Regions from separate parts of the Homo sapiens genome. Here region 1 is linked to region 2. A link is an interaction called in ENCODE POLR2A ChIA-PET data of the cell type or tissue named here. Cell type or tissue: PC-3. All regions are shown on one strand.

What was found. Peaks named below come from ENCODE experiments on the same cell type or tissue, not always from the same donor. Only the 100,000 strongest peaks of a DNase experiment are listed, where the experiment ranks them.
Region 1: POLR2A ChIA-PET joins it to region 2 with 9 read pairs; 2 of 35 experiments call an interaction of 5 or more read pairs at or near these places.

Annotation. Positions count from the first base shown.
Region 1 is chr1:84,153,220-84,161,219 of GRCh38, reverse strand. All of the region lies in intron 1 of PRKACB (protein kinase cAMP-activated catalytic subunit beta), which reads right to left. Among named protein-coding and RNA genes, the nearest start is that of PRKACB, 13 kb to the right of the region's middle. RefSeq lists an enhancer at 4,517-5,716. In PC-3, no CTCF peak of the experiment used is centred here; a DNase peak (open chromatin) is centred at 4,769; H3K27ac peaks cover 1,814 bases.
Region 2 is chr1:84,231,372-84,239,371 of GRCh38, reverse strand. PRKACB (protein kinase cAMP-activated catalytic subunit beta) reads right to left here. Exons shown (of 10, transcript NM_182948.4): 10 at 874-4,192. The coding sequence ends at 4,067. Among named protein-coding and RNA genes, the nearest start is that of SAMD13, 66 kb to the left of the region's middle. In PC-3, no CTCF peak of the experiment used is centred here; no DNase peak of the experiment used is centred here.

The sequences.
Region 1 (8,000 bases), 78 kb after region 2:
GGACATTCATAATTATAAAAGGCCAATACATCTGAAAAATGTGACAATTAGAAATGCATATGCATTGAACAGAAGAGCCCCCACAGTACTAAAATAAAAACGGACAGAATTGAAAGGAGAAAAATATTTAATACTAATAGTTGGAAATTTCCATACTTCTCTCTCAATAATTGATGGAAAAACTAGACAGGAAATTGGAAAAGAGACAAACAACTTAAATAACACCATCAAAAAAATCTTGACATTTATAAAATACAGAATTTAACATCAGCAGAATACACATTCTTATCAAGCACACATGGATATTCTACATATTAAGCAAATGCTAGAAAATATAATGTCTCAATTAATTTGAAGGGTTTGCCAAAGCTTTCAAAATATATTCTATAATCACAGCAGAATTAAGTTATAAATAAAAACAGAAAGAAATTTTAGAAATCTCTAAATATTTAGATATTAAATCACAAACAAATTCCAAGGGAAATTAGAAAATATTTTGAGGTAAATGAAAATAAACTACAGCATATCTACATTTATTGGAGGTAGATAAAGCAGGTTTAGAAAAAAAATTCATAGCTTTAACCATTTAGAGTAAAATAGAAAAGTTCCAAATCAGTAACTTAAGCTTTGTATATATTATTATATATTATAGTATTATATTATATATAATATATTCAGTAAAATATATAGAAAAGCAGTAGAGAAAAATGAATTAAACCAAAAGTCTTATGATAAAACTTTCACTAGACTGACCAAATATCAAAACAAAATGAACAAAAAGAAAACAGAAGATATTAATTACAGAAATCAGTAATGAAACTATGATATCACCACTGATGCTAGATAAATTAAAAGGATTATAAAGGAATACTATAAACAACCTTATCCCAATCATATAAGACAACAGATGAAATGGAAAAACTCTTAGGCACAAATTACCAACACTAACTAAAAAAGAAATAGAAAATGTAAATAAACCTGTAACACAAATATTGAATTAGTAATTAAAATTTTTCCCACAAAGAAAAGCTCAAGTCGAGATGGCTTCACTGGTTAATTATATGAAACATTCAAAGATAATACCAACCCTACACAAACTCTTTCAGAATTCAGAAGTGGCAGGAACACTTCCCAACTCATTCTAAGAGGCCTAATACCAAAGTTAGGCAAAGATCAAACGAAAACCACAGACCAATATCCATTGCAAACATTGATGCAAAAACCTTTTATCAAAATGCCAGCAAACTTAATCTAGCAGTATATACAGAGGATCATACACAATGACCATGTGGGATTTATTCCATGAAAGGTAAGGTTGGTTCAACATTGAAAATCAATTAACGAACTATGTTATATTAATAAAGTATAAAACCAAATAATCATCTCAATATATGCAGAAGAAGCACTCCACAAAATCCAACAGCCATGAGAAAACCTCTCAACAACGAGGACTAGAAAGGAACTTCCTCAAACTGATAAAGGACATGTGGGGCAGGGGAAACTCTATACTTATGTCATATTTAATGATGAAAGATGGAACGCTTTCCCCTTAAGATAGGGCATAAGGCATTCACCACTTCTATGCATCTTTGTACTGGGAAATCTAGCCAGTGCAATGAGGCAAGAAAATAGATATTAAAGGATAAAGAAGAAATAAAACTGTCTTTATTTGCAGATGAAATTATTCTATATGTAGAAAATTATAAGGAATCTATAAAGAAACTACTAGAACTAAAAAATGAGTTTAGCAACATCATAGGATGATATAAGATCAATATAAAAATCAATAACATTTGTATATACTAGCAACAAACAATCCAAATGTGAAATTAAGACTTATCCATTCACAATAATATCAACAGAAATAAAACACTTAGAAATCATTTTTACAAGACTGGAACGCTAAAGAAATTAAAGAATATGTAAATAAATGGAGAGACATTTCATGTTCATGGATTCCAAGACTCAAAATTGTTAAAATAACAATTCTCTACAAGTTAATCTATGAACTCAATATATAATCTCTATGAAAATCTAATAAAGCTTTTCTTTAGAAACTGACAAATTGATCCAGAAATTTATATGAAAATGCAAAGGACCCCAAAATAGACAAAACAATTTTGATAAAAGAAGAACAAAGTTGGAGGACTTACACTATGTGATTTCAAAACTTACCTTAAAGTTTTAGTAATCAAGACAGTGTAGTATAGGAATGAGGACAGACATGTAGTTCACTGGGACAGAATTGAGAATTCAGAAGTGAACCCTTTCATTTATGGTCAACTGATTTTTGAGAAAGATGCCAAGATAATTAAATAGAGAAAGGAAATTCTTTTTAACAAGTAGTGCAGTAAAAAATGGATCTACATGTTGAAAAAAGAACTTCAATTCATACTTCACAACATATATAAAAATTAACTCAAAAAATAGACTTTTAGAAGGAAGTACAGATTGAAAATCTTCATTACCTTGCGTTAGATACAAATTTCTTAAGATCTGGTACCAAAAGTACAATCCAAAAAGGAAAAAACGATAAATTGGACTTCACTAAAATTACAAATTTTGCTCTTCAAATACATCATTTTTAAAAATGACAACATAAGACAGACTAGAAGGAAATATTTGATATTTATATTTTTGGAAAAGAACTTAGTTCAGAATATACAAAGAATTATTGAGAATTGATAATAAGAAGAAAAACGACTCAATTTTGAAAGTGGGCAAAAGATTTGAAAATACATTTCTCCAAAGTACATACACAAATGGGTTATAAAAACTTGAAAATATGCTCAACATCATAAAGTTATTAGGAAAATACAAAGTGAAACAACTGTGAACAACGGATTCACACTCACATAATGGCCATAATCAAAATGACTGATAAGACGGGTGCAGTGGCTCATGCCTGTAATCTCAGCACTTGGGAGGCTGAGGCGGGCGGATCACTTGAGGTCAGGAGCTCAAGCCCAGCCTGGCCAACATAGTAAAACCCCATGTCTACTAAAAACACAAAGATTAGCCGGGAGTGATGGCGCATGCCTGTAATGCCAGCTACTCAAGACTGAGACAGGAGAATCACTTGCGCCACTGCACTCCAGCCTGGGTGACAGAGTGAGACTTTGTTTCAGGAGGGGAAAAAAAAAAAAGAAAGAAAGACTGATGATACCAAGCATTGATGAGCATGTGAAAAAACTGGAACCCTCTTACCTTACTGGTGAAAACATAAAATGGTACCACCACTTTGGGAAACAATTTGGCAATTTCTTTAAAACATAAATTTACCATATGACCTAGAAATTCTACTTCTAGATATCTACCCAAGAGAAATAAAAACATATGTCCACACAGACTTCTTTTCAAATATTTATAGCAACATTATCCAAATGGCCAAAAACAAACCAATTCTCATGTGCATCAACTGCAGAATGGATAAACAAAATGTATTATATCCATACAACATAGTATAATTCAACAATAAATCGGAACCAATTATTAATATATTCTATAACATGGATGAACCTAAAAAATATTATTCTAGTGAAAGAAGCCAAAAGTAAAAGATAACATATTATATAATTCAATTTATATAAAACATCCAGAAATGAAAATCTATAGAGACAGAAAGCAGATCAGTGTTTATCTGAGATTGAGGTGAGAGTGGGGATTGACTGGATATGGGTAACAAATGAACTTTGTGGGTGATTAAATGTTCTAAAACTGATTTGTGCTGATGGTTGCGCAAATCCTTAAATTTACTAATTAATACTGAATTATACACTTATAATGAGTGATTTATATGGTTATGAAAACATACCTCAATTAAAAAAAAAGTTGTCAAATGCTTCTCTACCGAGGAGGAAACAGTTGGCTTGAAATAGATCTTTGCTGTGGGAAGAATCATTTCAGTGGACAATTTAATTATGCAAATGTAAGGCTGGTAGGCATCCATTACCTCAGGGGAATGATCTAACAAAATCTTTTGAGGCTTCATAAGGGCCATGCCTTCTCAATACTCTGTGGTAAACAGAGATAATTAAAGTAAAGAAGGTAAATAGATCTGCATAAAAAAATGAAACAGGAATTCTGAAAGGGATCAACTCCTAGACTCCATCCTCCTCAAGGTTCAGAATTACAAAAATCTCTTTCATAGATTTTAGTGATAGGTCTGTGGCTTACAAGTAGGAATATATGCTTAAGGAGGCTTTATCAAAGGGGAAATGATAATCTGGGTTGGTGATTCAGGCTGAAAAGTAGAGACATTGTAGGCTAAATCCAAGTGACTACAGAGGCCAGGCAGGTAAAGCAACAGAAATAGTGAATGCTGGAGCAAATCAGATAGTGTATATCTGATTAAAGAGGACAATTATTCAGTGCAACCCATTTTTTCTCCTGAGAGAATAAGAGGTCACTGAAATCAGTTTCTCCAATGGTTCAAGAATATGAAAGTCCAGATATTTATATGAATCTCTTGATTTAAAATCACGGTATTTTATATTTTTATATAATGATATAAAATTCAACTATTTTTAAAAATACCATGAGAACTAAACAAAACATATCTGCAAGTTGCATCTGGCTCACAGACCACTGGTTTTCTATCCCTGGACTAGATTTCAAGAAAGAAAGGCTAATTTTGGTACAGTGTGGGGATGGGCTGAAAGTACCTTCTCACACATCCAACTTGGCAAGGAAGCCAAGATGACTAAGCATATGAGTATAAATTAAGGAAATGAAATCCTTTGACATAACCTTTGAATGAACATAATACTGAAGAGTGAATCATCCTGTCATTAAGAACCACTGAGGTCTCCGCAAGGATCAGTGGCATCACATCAACAAGACAAGGTACATAAAATTTGTTGGGGCCACTTTTAAATCACGAAACAATGTAGCAGTGGTAAAATCAACAGTGGCTAAAAGTGATATCACTAGCTTATATGTTCATGCTTGTGATCCCAGCACTTTAGGAGGCCAATACAGGAGATTGCTTGACCCCAGGAGTTCAAGAACAGCCCGGGCAACACAGCAAGATCTCATCTCTACAAAAAATAAACTTAAAAAAAATTAGCCTGGCACAGTGGCATGCATCTATATTCCCAGCTACTTGGGAGGCTGAGGTGGGAAAATAGCTTGAGCCCAGGAGAACAAGGCTGCAGTGAGCCATGATCACACCACTACTCTCCAGCCTGGGCAACATAGCAAGACCCTGTCTCCAAAAAATAAAAATCTCCATCTCTTTCTTCAACTAACTTTTGGAGAGCAAATTAGTCTCCTTGGAATGAGTAAACTCCTAGGAGTATAGCAATACTTGAAGCAGCTGAACGAAGACTCTAAGAAAAGACCTCCTTGGAATTCTTGCTAATTTGAATAGATAAGTGTGCCGGTGATTAAACTGAATATTTAAAAGATGACAACTTATTTGTCTCTCAAGTGAGCCATACTTGTTAAATAACAATAATGAAACACCAAAGCTGAAAGCAACCATGGTTTCAGGACATGAAAGTAATATTCAATCTCTCAGACACATATCATTCTTCCTGTTCAACTTATTACTTCTTTCTGAATGACATCTTATTTTCAAAGTTCTTTGTCTCTCAGATCATCTGCTATTACTCACTGACCAATTTTTAACAGTGGAAAAAGTTTTCGTTCAAGATTGCTTAGGATATTAGGGTCTTTTGTGTTTCTATACAAGTTTTAGGATTGTTTTTCCTATTTTTGCGAAACCTGTCATTGAAACTTTGGAAGAGATGGCATTTAATCTGTAGATCGCTTTGGATACTAGAAGCATTTTAACAACATTTATTCTTCAGATCCATAAACATTAGATATCTCCATTCACTGTGTTTTCTTCACTTTTTCATAAATGCCTTACAGTTTCCAGTGTACAAATCTTTCACTGCTTTGGTTAAAGTTATTCCTATGCATTTTTTGTGATATTGTAAAAAGAAGTGCTTTCTTGATTTCTTTTTTCCATAGTTCATTGTTAGTATGCAGAAACACTATTGATTTATGCATTTTAATTTTTTATGCTGCATCTTTATTGAATTTGTTAGTTTTAACAGTTTTTTTGGTAGAGTCTTCAGGGTCTTTAATATACAAGATAATATCATTTGCACATGTAAAAGATTTTACTTCTTCCTTTCCAATTTAGATGCTATTTATTTATTTATTTATTGCCTAAATGCTCTGGATAGGACTTCCAGTATCATATTGAGTAGAAGTTTTAACAGTGGGCATCCTTTCCCTTGTTCATGATCTTACAGGAAAAGCTTTCATCTTTTCACCGCTATTAAGATGTTAGCTGAGGGCTTATCCTATGTAGCCTTTATTATGTTGAAGTACAGCACTTCCATAACTAAAAAGTTTCCATCATAAAAGAATGTTAAAGTTTCTCAAATGCTTTCTCTGCATCTACTGAGATGATTATATATAACTTTTACCCTTCATTCTGTTAATAGTGTATCACATATGTTGATTTGTGTATGTTGAACCATCCTCGATTGTGGTGTATCATCCTTTAATGTGCTGTTGAATTTAATTTGCTAGTATTTTGTTGAGAATTTTTGCATCTATGTTCATCAGGGATATTGGCCTATAATTTTCTTTTGCAGTATCCTTGTCTGGCTTTGGTATCAGAGCAATGCTGCCCTGGTAAATGAGCTTGGAAGTATTTCCCCTTCTTCAGTTATTTTGGGAGAGTTTGAGAAGGACTGGCATTAATTCTTTGTTAAATGATAGAAATTCACCAGTGAAGCCATGAAATACTACTAGGTTTTATTTTGTTTGGGGTTTTTTTGATTACTGATTAAGAGTCTTCATATTCCTTATTGGTTTGTTCATTGCATCAAACTAAAAGCTTTTGTGCAAAAAGAAAACAGTCGACAGAGTGAAGAGACAACCTACAGAATGAGAGAAAATACTTGCAAACCACATATCTAATAAGGAGTTCATATTGAAAATATATAAGGAACTCAAACAACTCAATAGCAAGAAAACAAATACCCAATTTAAAAAATGGGCAGGTGACTTGAATAGGCATTTCTCAAAAGCAGACATAAAAATGGTCAATGGGTATATGAAAAATGCTCAACATCACTACTCATGAGGGTAATGAAAATTAAAATCACAATGAGCTACTACCTCACATCTGTTAGAATGGCTATTATAAAAAAGACAAAAGATAACAAGCACTGGTTAAGACCTGGAGAAAACAGAACCCTTGCACACTGTTGGTGAGAATATACATTAGTACAGCCATTATGGAAAATGATATGAAGGATCCTCAAAAAATTAAAAATGAACTATCATATGATCCAGCTTCTAAGTATGTATCAAAAGAAAGAAATCAGTATGTCTAAGAGATATCTAGATATCTGTACTCCCATGTTCATTACAGCATTATTCACAAGATATGGCATCGACGTATGGTATTCTACACACTGGAATACACTATCAACCTTAAGAAAGAAGGAAATTCTTTCATTTGTGATAGAGTGAATGAACCTGGAAGACATTATATTAAGTGAAATAAGGCAGACACAGAAACACAAATATTGCATAATGTCACACATGTGGAACCTAAAAACATCAAAATCGCAGAAGTAGAGAATAGAATGCTGGTTGTCAGGGGCTGAAGGATGGGAGGGTTCAGGGAAGGAAGATTTAGGAGATGTTGGCTAAAGGGTACAAAATTTCACTTAGACAGGATGAATAAGTCCTGGAGATTCATCGTATAGAATGGTAACTGCAGTTAATAATAATGCATTAATACAGGCACACCCCTCATTTTATTGTGTGTTGCTTTATTGCACTCAGCAGATATTGCACTTTTCACAAATTGAGGGTTGGGGCAACCTTGTGTCAAGCAAATCTGTTGGTGCCATTTTTCTTACAGCATGTGCTCACTTCATGTCTCTGTGTCACATTTTAATAATTTTCACAATATTTCCTTTTTCATTATTATTATATCTGTTATGGCGATCTGTGTTCAGATGTTA
Region 2 (8,000 bases):
TAAAACAATCACATGCTGAGGTACTAGTGGTTAGAATTTCAGTATGAATTTTGTTCACAGTTCACAATCCAGGTCATAACAACAGGCATAAAGGCTATTAAATAAGCATATGGAAAATCTTCAGGAAAGCTTAAATGAAAAGTACTTAACTTCACATCCAGTATTTGTGCACAAGAGAAAATTTACAGCTAAATAGATTTCAAATGATGATAGTTCTTCAGTAAAGACATACCTAGATTTTTGTAATTAGTTTTACAAGGAAATGAGAAAACTGCATTTATATTAAGCCCTGATAATGATAAAATGAAGCGAGCACTGGTATAAAAATAGTAAGCTCCATGTTATAAAATGCATAAATAGAAATGTTTGCAAGAACAATCATACAAAATGGCAAGCCATTAAAATAATTACCTAAAGAAATGATTATTTCTTGAGGTAAAAGACAACTATGGAAATACACACTAATTAACCTGTCTAAAATGAAAAGAGGTAATGTGAAGCTCAAAAACACTCCTGAAGAAAAAATTAGAAATTAATATTTCATTGTTACAATAGAAGGATGAGTGCTCTTGAAGAATCAAATCCTTTAAATATGAATATTTAGAACATTATGTTAGCAGTAATCTGAACCAATATGAGAAATGAGAAAGAAGTAGAAACACTTTTGAGAAACTATTAAATGAATCTAGCAGTTTCTTAGTAAACATCCAGTGTGAGTAGACTGGCGGATATATTCCTCCCCAATGTGCTCTGCTCCCACCACCCAGAAATCAACCCAAACACATAAAAACTAGGAATCTATAAGCATCTCTTGTATCAGCGGAAAATAAATCAGGAGATGAGGGCACCAAGTAGAATTCACGACTCAATCAATTGTCTTATCCATTGAAGGTACTTTAATTTTGCAGTTATTGATTAATTAAAAAACACAGTTGTTTTCAGCATTTCCTAGCTACAGTAGTGCATAGGAAATTCCATTCTAAACAAAGAAGTAATTAATGAAATAACAACACACCTTAACATTTTACATTGATAGGTTACAGTTTACAAGGTGCTTTCACATACATTATTTCATTTGATTCTTACAACAAGCAGAAAAAACAGTGGGAAAGATTTTTTTTTTCAGGCTTACAATGAGTATTTTCAGGCCAATGGGCAGTTAACACAAGAATATACCAAGAATGAGACAGCAATACCCATAAGCCACAATATCGTTTTTGGTAGGTTGACAGTTTGATTCAACTGGGTATTCAGCATCGGTGAGTGAGAAAGGAATTAGGACAGACACCAAGGCTCTTATGATATTCAAATAATTTTAAGAACACTGTCAGAGATAAGAAGAAAGATGCCCTAAAATATATTGCCTTATTGAGACTTACTTCAAAGCAATATACCCTTCAAAATATCAGATAAAAAGACAATCTTGTCATCGACTGTGAAAGTTAGGAGGAATCTTACAAACTGCCTAATCCAGTTCTTCCATTTTACAGACAAGAGAACTGAGGCTGAGATCATACTGATAGTTTTCCAGCCTGAAATTCAGATGTCTTGACTTTCAGTCTAGGGCTCCTTCTTACACAATGCCATCTCTTAATTATTTACTGAGCATAACATAATATCTTCTGTTTCAAATATGTAATTTTAGGTTAAATACTGATTTATGCTACTTACTTCTTATTCAAGTTTTTATCTTATTCTTGGCTAAATTGTGGCTGAAACTGGGAATGTTACATACTTTAAAAATATTCTAATTTAGTGTACTTGATTGGTCAGAAATTGACTCCCTTGACATATTTGCTCATGACAAGCTTGCTCACGGCCTTTAAATAGAGAGTAAAATGGAATGGCTGAATAGCCCTCAAAACCAACGTATGTCTAGGGATCATCTACCTAAGGTAGATTCTACAGCTGGGCACTAGTAATTTCATAGAAAAAAATATTTTTTAGAATTCATAGAAATCTTTTTGATTACTGAAAACTAAATTGTAATAATCAAATTGTCATCCCCATGACTTATTAAAATAATTTTACAATAATATACAACAAAGCTACCATAGAATTTGTAGTTTACATATAGAACACATTGGTCAGCATGTTCTTGGGTCTAAATGAAATACAAGAAAATTAAAATATTTTATACGAATGATGTTTTAAATTTATTAACATGACGATATGCCTTTGTTACACAAAACTTGCTAGAGCAGAGTATTTTATTTTTTTCTTGCACGTTTTAAATATAGATGGACCAGTGAAATCAATATCAGCATTTACATGACATTACCATGCAGAAACACTTGATAACCGAAAGACATATAGATTGGTAGAAAGAACATCTCAGACAGGTTTTTTTTATGTCTTCAAAGGTTTCACCAGGGTGTGGTACAGATGAAAAGAAGTGGTGTTAATGACCTACCTGCACCGATAATAAAGCAAATAGAATGATTATATACATTAAGATCAGCTTGATTAAAAATAAATTTTATATGCAGGTAAATTGATCATTAAAATGAACCCAGTTTAACTCTTCTCGTGTGTTGTTTTAAGGTAGGTCACTGAAACGCAGAGATAAAATCAGATGGGGAAAATTAAAAGCAAAGAAAAAAATAGCAAAACAAGTGGGTTAAGCCATGGATTCTCAACAAACACTGAACTAAATGTGCAAAAGTGCTTGAAATTTCCACCTGACAGCAATGTTGTTAAGTCAGTTGGCAAAAAAAAGTGTAGGAAAAAAACTAACCTCTCAAATACCAACATTGTATCTGCATGATCGATCAGACATTCTGTTTACTGAGAGAACAGAGGTTAGAAATTATGAAATATCTGAAAATATCATACCTCAAAATTAAAATACAATTGTGGCAGTTTTATACACTTTGTTCCCTTTCCTCATTGATGAGGCATGGGATGAAAGCAGAAGTTGCAGCAGTGCCCCTACCCTAGGCTCACAAATATAGTACACCACAATAATTAGCTGGAAACAACTTCTTTTTAACGGTTACAAAACAAAACAAATGTAAACCCTCATTTAAATATGAATACCTCTATATTGTTTCCAAAAATCAAGCCATTTTTGACTTTGCAAAGTATAAGTATTTATCTAAACCAATGTTCTTTTTAGTTTGCTTATTTTCCTTTAAAAAGTTTATGATGAGGACTATTAGAGAAAATTTAAAATTTGTCACTTTCATTAATCATGTTCTATTAAAATACTGGCTAAAATCCTTAAGGAACAGTTAAGGTTTAGAAAACTTAGAACTCTTCTCTAATACCTACAGAAATGCTGGTACCAAGTGAGAGAATCTGGGTGATGATCCATATCATTAGTTTTTCCTGCTGAATGAGACACGTTTGTCACACTACACAGGCTGGTCACTTCATTACTCAAGGAGAGGAGGATATAAAAGGAGGGAAAGGGAACTAGAACCTCTGATCTACAGCCTTCCAAATTTCTGGGTCTAGCTGTACTGTATTAGTCTACCAAAATTTATTGCCAGAATAGTGAATTCCAAGAAAGTTAGTCTTAATTTGTATAAATTTCCTTGGTGATAAGACAGTCTATCTTCAAAAATTACCAAGAGTTTTGGCAAAACCAAGTCTGAGCTACTCAAAGAAATAATAATTATTAGAAAGTTTATCTTCAAGCCATTGACCAACAACAATATTGGCAATAACTACTGAAAGCAACACTTATCCTTCCCTTCAAATATCACGTAGCCATAACACTGCCCATCTGAAACACCAACAAAATAAAATGGAGCACTGTTTAGAGAAAACCAATGAAATTGGAAAAGGAAGAAATGGATATAGGAGAGGAGAAAGACAACCCAAAGAGAAGTAAGAAAGTGGTCTAGTACTGTGTTATGGCACAGACAATGCTTGCTTAGCGGTGCCTTGTTACATAGGTGGATGCAGAGTGCGCACACGGGATGATGGCAATAAAGACCTCACTCAGTCGTTGGAATGAAGGAACTAGGTAACTGCTTCAACAAGGACGGTCTCAGCTCTACCTTATCTCTCAACAGAGTGCAAACACTGAGTGTGAGCTCAGATGTCATCTTGTTCCTCTTTAAAATTCACCAAATTCTTTTGCACATTTTTCTGTTATAGAGACACGGATATCTTCTTCTTCATAGTCATCAAAGTTGCTGGTATCTCCAGAGCCTCTAAACTTTGGTATGAATGGAGCTTCAACCTATAATTGAGAGGGAGAGAAAAATAAGAAAAAGGAAAAAAAAATTCCTGAGAGTTTCCAAACACCAAGAAAAATAAATTCCCACTGTTATTACACGGTGAAATCCTTAGATGCCATTAGGTTCCTAAAATATAATAGTGCTAGAAGAAGCAGCAAGCAGTAGGTTAGCTATTAACCTCAACATTTTGATTCAAGGAAGTATGCAGGTCAACAAAATACTTAAGAAATTTCTGGGATAAGAGGAGAAGCCAAGATGGCCGAATAGGAACAGGTACGGTCTACAGCTCCCAGCGTGAGGGACACAGAAGACGGGTGATTTCTGCATTTCCATCTGAGGTACCAGGTTCATCTCACTAGGGAGTGCCAGACAGTGGGCGCAGGTCAGTGGGTGCACGCACCGTGTGCGAGCCGAAGCAGGGCAAGGCATTGCCTCACTCAGGAAGCGCAAGGGGTCAGGGAGTTCCCTTTCCTAGTCAAAGAAAGGGGTGACAGACGGCACCTGGAAAATCAGGTCACTCCCACCCGAATACTGCGCTTTTCCCACGGGCTTAAAAAACGGCGCACCAGGAGATTATATCCTGCACCTGGCTTGGAGGGACCTACGCCCACGGAGTCTCGCTGATTGCTAGCACAGCAGTCTGAGATCAAACTGCAAGGTGGCAGTGAGGCTGGGGGAGGGGCGCCCGCCATTGCCCAGGCTTGCTTAGGTAAACAAAGCAGCTGGGAAGCTCGAACTGGGTGGAGCCCACCACAGCTCAAGGAGGCCTGCCTGCCTCTGTAAGCTCCACCTCTGGGGGCAGGGCACAGACAAACAAAAAGACAGCAGTAACCTCTGCAGACTTAAATGTCCCTGTCTGACAGCTTTGAAGAGAGCAGTGGTTCTCCCAGCACACAGCTGGAGATCTGAGAACGGGCAGACTGCTTCCTCAAGTGGGTCCCTGACCCCTGACCCCTGAGCAGCCTAACTGGGAGGCACCCCCCAGCAGGGGAACACTGACACCTCATAGGGCCAGGTACTCCAACAGACCTGCAGCTGAGGGTCCTGTCTGTTAGAAGGAAAACTAACAAACAGAAAGGACATCCACACCAAAAACCCATCTGTACATCACCATCATCAAAGACCAAAAGTAGATAAAACCACAAAGATGGGGAAAAAACAGAGCAGAAAAACTGGAAACTCTAAAAAGCAGAGCGCCTCTCCTCCTCCAAAGGAACGCAGTTCCTCACCAGCAACGGAACAAAGCTGGACGGAGAATGACTTTGACGAGCTGAGAGAAGAAGGCTTCAGACGATCAAATTACTCTGAGCTACGGGAGGACATTCAAACCAAAGGCAAAGAAGTTGAAAACTTTGAAAAAAATTTAGAAGAATGTATAACTAGAATAACCAATACAGAGAAGTGCTTAAAGGAGCTGATGGAGCTGAAAACCAAGGCTCGAGAACTACGTGAAGAATGCAGAAGCCTCAGGAGCCGATGCGATCAACTGGAAGAAAGGGTATCAGCAATGGAAGATGAAATGAATGAAATGAAGCGAGAAGGGAAGTTTAGAGAAAAAAGAATAAAAAGAAACGAGCAAAGCCTCCAAGAAATATGGGACTATGTGAAAAGACCAAATCTACGTCTGATTGGTGTACCTGAAAGTGATGGGGAGAATGGAACCAAGTTGGAAAACACTCTGCAGGATATTATCCAGGAGAACTTCCCCAATCTAGCAAGGCAGGCCAACATTCAGATTCAGGAAATACAGAGAACGCCACAAAGATACTCCTCGAGAAGAGCAACTCCAAGACACATAATTGTCAGATTCACCAAAGTTGAAATGAAGGAAAAAATGTTAAGGGCAGCCAGAGAGAAAGGTCAGGTTACCCTCAAAGGGAAGCCCATCAGACTAACAGCGGATCTCTCGGCAGAAACTCTACAAGCCAGAAGAGAGTGGGTGCCAATATTCAACATTCTTAAAGAAGAGAATTTTCAACCCAGAATCTCATATCCAGCCAAACTAAGCTTCATAAGTGAAGGAGAAATAAAATACTTTACAGACAAGCAAATGTTGAGAGACTTTGTCACCACCAGGCCTGCCCTAAAAGAGCTCCTGAAGGAAGTGCTAAACATGGAAAGGAACAACCGGTACCAGTTGCTGCAAAATCATGCCAAAATGTAAAGACCATCGAGACTATGAAGAAACTGCATCAACTAACGAGCAAAATAACAAGCTAACATCATAATGACAGGATCAAATTCACACATAACAATATTAACTTTAAATGTAAATGGACTAAATTCTCCAATTAAAAGACACAGACTTGGCAAATTGGATAAAGAGTCAAGACCCATCAGTATGCTGTATTCAGGAAACCCATCTCACATGCAGAGACACACATAGGCTCAAAATAAAAGGATGGAGGAAGATCTACCAAGCAAATGGAAAACAAAAAAAGGCAGGGGTTGCAATCCTAGTCTCTGATAAAACAGACTTTAAACCAACAAAGATCAAAAGAGTCAAAAAAGGCCATTACATAATGGTAAAGGGATCAATTCAACAAGAAGAGCTAACTATCCTAAATATATATGCACCCAATACAGGAGCACCCAGATTCATAAAGCAAGTCCTGAGTGACCTACAAAAAGACTTAGACTCCCACACATTAATAATGGGAGACTTTAACACCCCACTGTCAACATTAGACAGATCAATGAGACAGAAAGTCAACAAGGAATTGAACTCAGCTCTGCACCAAGTGGACCTAATAGACATCTACAGAACTCTCTACCCCAAATCAACAGAATATACATTTTTTTCAGCACCACACCACACCTATTCCAATATTGACCACAGAGTTGGAAGTAAAGCTCTCCTCAGCAAATGTAAAAGAACAGAAATTATAACAAACTATCTCTCAGACCACAGTGCAATCAAACTAGAACTCAGGATTAAGAATCTCACTCAAAACCGCTCAACTACATGGAAACTGAACAACCTGCTCCTGAATGACTACTGGGTACATAACGAAATGAAGGCAGAAATAAAGATGTTCTTTGAAACCAACGAGAGCAAACACACAACATACCAGAATCTCTGGGACACATTCAAAGCAGTGTGTGGAGGGAAATTTATGGCACTAAATGCCCACAAGAGAAAGCAGGAAAGATCCAAAATTGACACCCTAACATCACAATTAAAAGAACTAGAAAAGCAAGAGCAAACACATTCAAAAGCTAGCAGAAGGCAAGAAATAACTAAAATCAGAGCAGAACTGAAGGAAATAGAGACACAAAAAACCCTTCAAAAAATTAATGAATCCAGGAGCTGGTTTTTTGAAAGGATCAACAAAATTGATAGACTGCTAGCAAGACTAATAAAGAAAAAAGAGAGAAGAATCAAATAGACGCAATAAAAAATGATAAAGGGGATATCACCACCAATCCCACAGAAATACAAACTACCATCAGAGAATACTACAAACACCTCTACGCAAATAAACTAGAAAATCTAGAAGAAATGGATAAATTCCTCGACACATACACTCTCTGAAGACTAAACCAGGAAGAAGTTGAATCTCTGAATAGACCAATAACAGGATCTGAAATTGTGGCAATAATCAATAGCTTACCAACCAAAAAGAGTCCAGGACCAGATGGATTCACAGCCGAATTCTACCAGAGGTACAAGGATGAATTGGTACCATTCCTTCTGAAACTATTCCAATCAATAGAAAAAGAGGGAATCCTCCCTAACTCATTTTATGAGGCCAGCATCATCCTGATACCAAAGCCAGGCAGAGACACAACCAAAAAAGAGAATTTTAG